Linked DNA regions of Homo sapiens: region 1 is linked to region 2. A link is a loop called in an ENCODE intact Hi-C map of the cell type or tissue named here. Cell type or tissue: heart left ventricle. All regions are shown on one strand. Each heading gives the region's core, and the rest is flanking DNA. Links, peaks and the distances in the headings are about the cores only. Region 1 overlaps PSMA6 (proteasome 20S subunit alpha 6). Region 2 overlaps PRORP (protein only RNase P catalytic subunit).

Region 1 (2,818 bases), core at 318-2,817, 73 kb after region 2:
TTTCTTGGGAAAGGGCAGGAGGTTAGAGTCAAGAGTGATAACCCAGGTTTGTAGCTTGAAAAATTGAGTGGTTAGTAATACAATTATGAAATAAGGACTGTAAGAAAAGCAGGTTTATAAAGAGGAAGAGTTTATTTTTAGACATGTCTGTGGCTAATAGGCATAGGTATTTGAAGAAATAGACATTTGTAATTATAAGTCCAGAGCTAGAGATGACAGATTAGTAGTGATTATCTAGGTTATAGCTAAATCTCTGGTTTAGGGTAAAATCATCCAGGGATGGAGAAAATAATAGAATTCTGGGAAATACCAGTATTTCAGGAGCTGGCTGAAGAGATGAAAGCAGTGAAGAAGATTGAGAAGGGAAGTTCAGAGAAGTAGGAGAGGAAGAGTAGGAATGATATTCTTAACAAAGAACTTTAAATTTGGCTGAGCGCAGTGGTTCACACCTATAATCCCAGCACTTTGGGAGGCCGAGGCGGGTGGATCACTTGAGGTCAGGAGTTTGAGACCAGCCTGGCCAACATGGTAAAACCCCGTCTCTACTAAAAATACAGAAAAACTAGCTGGGTGTGGTGGTGTGTGCCTGTAATCCCAGCTACTCAGGAAGCTGAGGCAGGAGAATCGCTTGAACCTGGGAGGCAGAGGTTGCGGCGAGCCAAGATTGCTCCACTGCACACCAGCCTGAGTGACAGAGTGAGACTCCATCTCAAAAAAAAAAAAACTTTAAAATCCAGTTGCTCAGTTACACTAGCCACATTTTATGTGCTCAATAGCCACATATGACTAGTGACTATCATATTGGACATTGCAAATATAGAACATTGCCAGCATCACAGAAATTTCTGTTGGACAGCACTGGTCTATATAAAGAACGAGGGCCCCCTTAATGAATCCTGGCAAATTCACAGGTGCATTCTCTGTTGAGAAGCATTTTTTATATGTAAAATGTTTTTTATTTTGTGAGACAAAAGTTTATGTGGTAGGGAAGATACTCTTTTGTGGCTTTTACCTTTTGCATTATTTAAGCAATAAGCATGTATTCATTTATTTAGTTCAGGGATGACAGACACAAATGCTTACACAGACCAGATAAGTAATGCCAGTGAGTAAAACAGGCTGAGTGAAAGATAACAGGAAATGGTGGGACCTGTGGAAAACTGCAAAACACCTGCTCAGCTTAGGTGATTTTTTTTTTCTTTGTGGCCAGTTGCTATGTGGGATTGAAGATCAAGTGTTACTAGAATTTTTTTTTTTCTAGGAAAAAATCACATCTCTAAAGACCCTCTGCCTGCTTTTGCCATATAAGGTAACATTCACAGGTTCCAGGGACTAGGACATAGATATATTTTGGGGATGCATTTACCAACCTACCAGAGGGTTAATGATTTTATTGGCTCAAAGAACCAGTTTTTGACTTAGCTGGTTTTTCTCTTGTTGTCTGTTACTGTTTCTTGATTTCTGGCCATGTTGTCCAGGCTGGTCTTAAACTTCTGGGCTCAAGCGATCCTCCCCATTCAGCCTCCCAAAGCAGTGGGATTACAAGCATGAGCCATCACACACAGCCAGAATCACTACAAATTTAGTGGTGTTTAAACAACACACACTTATTATGTCATAGTTTCTTTATGTTTTTCATTTGTTTTTCTCTGTTTTCAAAATTTTTTCTATTTTTGGTTTTCAGACATTGGACCATAATGAATCTATATGTGATTTTCTGTTTTCATTTTGCTTGGAGTTTTCTGAGGTTCTTTAATCTGAAATTTTTTTGTCTTTTGCCATATTTTTAACATTTTTAGCCATTATTTCTTCAGATTTTGTTTTCCGATTCTTTGCTCTCCATATAGGACTCCAGTTGTACATATCTTACACATTTTGATGTAGACCCACAGATTCGTTGTTTTTTTCAACTATTTTTTCTGCCTTTTTAAGATTGGATCATTTGATACATTTTCATATTCACTCACTCTTTCCTTTCTCATCTCCATTCTACAGTTACGTCCATTTGGTGAATTTTTAAATTTTACGTATTATATTTTTCAGTTCTACAATTTCCTTTTGCTTCTTTCATTTTTTCTTTGCTGAGATTTCCTATCATTTTTCATTTTGAGAACATTTTCCATCATGTCATTGAGCATAGTTATAATGGTTGTTTTTAATTCTTTGCTAATACAGCAACATCTGGGTCGTCTCAGGATTGTTCTTTTTGAGAATTAAACACAATATTCCTGGTTTTTGTTGTTTGGTTTTGGTTTTGGTTTTTTAGTTTGACTTGATTTGTTTTTTGGTATATTGAGAGTTCCGGATTGTATCCTGGACATTTATGAATGTTATTTTATGAAGACTGTGGATTCTGTTATATTTCTCCAAAGAGTATTGACTTGTTTTGTTCTAATAGGCAGTTAATTTGGTTATTCTCAAGCTACAAAGTCTGTCTCTTGGGTGGCATCTTAAATCTCACTCGGTTTCTTTTATCCTTAACTAGGCCGCTTGGAGTCTGCCTTGTGTGTGTTGTTATGGAATCTGCTAGAGATTTGGGCAGTGTTTATATATAGAAGTTGGGACTCTCACTCTCTAGTGCTCTGGTTTCTCTCCCTTGTTTTCTGGCAGCTATTGTTACCCCAAACTGTTCTCTAGTTCTTCAGGCCAAAAAGACTGAGTTTTCTGTGGGAGTTCAGCCTTTACTGCTCTCAGATTATGAGCCACAAAAATGGGAAACTCAACTCATGCCATTCCTTTCTCCCAACTGTTGACTTCCCCTCTAGAATCTGACTTTGTGGTGTCTTTAGGTAGTTGTTGTTTTGTTTAGAGTTAGTAC
Region 2 (2,818 bases), core at 233-2,732:
GATCGCGCCACTGCACTCCAGCCTGGGCGATAGAGCAAGACTCCGTCTCAAAATAAATAAATAAATGAAGACTTAAAATCATAAGTGCTAGCTTTACAATATTAATTTTTAAAAGATAATAGCCAGCCATTGAGCATTATTGCCTTCCCTTGTGTGTGAAAAAAGAAAACATAACATGTAACTCTGAATAAATATAGAGTTAAAAAAATAATTTCAACTTCTGTTTTAGATTCTGGGGCTACATGTACAGATTTGTTACACAGATATATTGCACGATGCTGAGGTTTGGATTACGAATGATCCCCTCACCCAGGTAGTGAACATAGTACCCAATAGTTAGTGTTTTCAACCCTTGCCTTCCTCCCTCCATCTCCCCGCTAGTAGTCCCAGTGTCCGTTGTTGCCATCTTTATATCCATGAGTACCCAATGTTTATCTCATACTTGTAAGTGAGAACATGCAGTATTTAGCTTTCTGTTCCTGTGTTAATTTGCATAGGATAATCGCCTCCGGCTGCATCCATGTTGCTGCGAAGGACATGATTTTGTTCTTTTCTGTGGCCACATAGTATTCCATGGTGCATATGTACCACATTTTCTTTATCCAGTCCACCATTGATGGGCATCTAGGTTGAGTCCATGTCTCTGCTATTGTGAATAATGTTGCGATGAACATATGAGTGCATGTGTCTTTTTGGTAAAATGATTTTATTTTTAATATATACCCAGTAATGGGATTGCTGGGTTGAATGGTAGTTCTAAGTTATTTGAAAAATCTCCAAACTGCTTTCCATGGTGACTGAACCAATCTATATTCCCACCAACAGTGTATGAGCCTTCCCTTTTCTCCACAGCCTTGCCAGCATCTGTTTTTTACTTTTTAACAATATCCATTCTGACTGGTATGAGATGGGATCTCATTATGGTTTTGATTTATAGTTCTCTGATGATTAGCGATATTGAGCATTTTTTCATGTTTGTTGTCCACTTGTATGTCTTCTTTTGAGAAGTGTCTATTCATGTCTTTTGCCCACTTTGTAATGGGACTATTTGTTTTTTGCTTATTAAATTGCTTAAGCTCCTTATAGATTCCTGGATATTAGATTTTTGTTGGATGCGTAGTTTGCGATTATTTTCTCCTATTTGTAGGTTATCTATTTCTTCTGTTAATAGTTTCTTTTGTTGTGCAGAAGCTCTTTAGTTTAATTAGGTCCCACTTGTTGATTTTTGTTTTTATTGCAGTTGCTTTTGAGGACTTAGTCATAAATTCTTTCTGAAGGCCGACGTCCAGAATGGTGTTTACTAGGTTTTCTTTTAGGATTTCTATAGTTTGAGGTTTTATGTTTAAATCTTTAATCCATCTTGACTTAATTTTTGTATATGGTGAAAGGTAAAGGTCCAGTTTCATTCTCCTGCTATGACTGGCCAGCTATCCCGGCACCATTTATTGAATAGGGAGTCTTTTCCCCATTAATGCTGGTATTTTAAAAGGGCATGAAGATGTTGGCCTATAGTATGCCAACCTTTTCATTTCAGTTACTCCCCACCCCTCATAAAATACTTTGTTTACATTATGCCCTGTAGATGGCAGTACTTATATGAAAAATGTAAGTTTAGAAAGAGCTTTGAGAATGATTAGCAGGTGGGGTCTTTAATGAGAAAGGCTTAATTGACATGTTCTTTGTCAATTTTTTTCATTCACTGGATTTTTTTCAAACAATCACAAGCTTTCTTTATCACTCATGATGTTTCCATTGAGTTTTCTTTCACCATCGCCTGACCTCCCTAGACCCCACTTTTGTTTCAGAAATCACATGTTACACAATCATTTTCTCTTTAGAGGGCAGTGATTAGAAACTAGTTGATTACATATATGATAGGATCCTGTGTAAACTTCTGGGTACATATTTTTTTTCTCAAGAAGCTCGAGTGCCAGCCAGATGTCATTACTGTAAATTCTTTTTTTTTTTTTTTTTTTTGAGACCAAGTATCACTCTGTGGCCCAGGCTGGAGTGCAGTGGTGCAATCTCTGCTCACTGCAACCTCTGCCTCCCAGGTTCAAGCAATTCTCCTGCCTCAGCCTCTCTAGTGGCTGGGATTACAGGTATGCGCCATAACTCCTGGCTCATTTTTGTATTTTTAGTAGAAACGGGTTTCGCCATGTTGCCCAGGCTGGTCTCTAACTCCTGGACTCAAGCAATCCACCCGCCTTGGCCTCCCAAGGTATTGGGATTACAGGCGTGAGCCACCACGCCCAACCCATTACTGTAAATTCTGATAGAGATGGGGAAAGCAGTATCACATAGCTTTCAAATATGATTTCATTACAAATCTACAGTTATAGGGTCAATCAAGTATATCTTTGAGCGGGAGAAAGTAACTCATTCAGGAATATGAAAAGCTGTCTTGTTCTCCCTAAACATTGGGGATTTTGACTGTGGGATTCATTTAGTAAGTATTCATCGAGTACTTATATGTTAGGCACTGTGCTGGGTAGGTATCCTGCATTACAATTATGAAAGGACATAGTCCGTACTCTCAGATATGCCTTTTCAAGTTAGTGAAACCTGGTGATTCTTGTGAAAGAGGTATGTGGAAGATACGGTAAAAGCACAGAATAGGAATAGATGGTTATGGCAGATATTACCAATTAATTACAACACACTTTTCTTCCAAGTCTGCTGGTCTCAAACTCCTCCACAACACTTGAGAAGCTGGTATTGTTCAATCAAAGAAGACATGCAAGAAGCCTGTTGCCTAAACATGGCATGGTGGGAGTAGTGCCTAAGATACTACTGAGAAATGTTATGCAGTATGCCA

The links. A loop is a pair of places that touch in the nucleus more often than their neighbours do. Peaks named below come from ENCODE experiments on the same cell type or tissue, not always from the same donor. Only the 100,000 strongest peaks of a DNase experiment are listed, where the experiment ranks them.
Region 1: it touches region 2 in a loop (3-fold over the local background); 9 of 110 quality-filtered maps call a loop at or near these places.

The regions. Positions count from the first base shown.
Region 1 is chr14:35,300,796-35,303,613 of GRCh38, forward strand. All of the region lies in intron 1 of PSMA6 (proteasome 20S subunit alpha 6), which reads left to right. The region is part of intron 9 of PRORP-PSMA6 (PRORP-PSMA6 readthrough); the gene reads left to right. Among named protein-coding and RNA genes, the nearest start is that of PSMA6, 9.8 kb to the left of the region's middle. In heart left ventricle, for the core only: no CTCF peak of the experiment used is centred there; no DNase peak of the experiment used is centred there; H3K27ac peaks cover 235 bases.
Region 2 is chr14:35,228,094-35,230,911 of GRCh38, forward strand. The region is part of intron 5 of PRORP (protein only RNase P catalytic subunit); the gene reads left to right. All of the region lies in intron 5 of PRORP-PSMA6 (PRORP-PSMA6 readthrough), which reads left to right. Among named protein-coding and RNA genes, the nearest start is that of PSMA6, 63 kb to the right of the region's middle. In heart left ventricle, for the core only: a CTCF peak has its summit at 1,588 (motif pointing right); no DNase peak of the experiment used is centred there.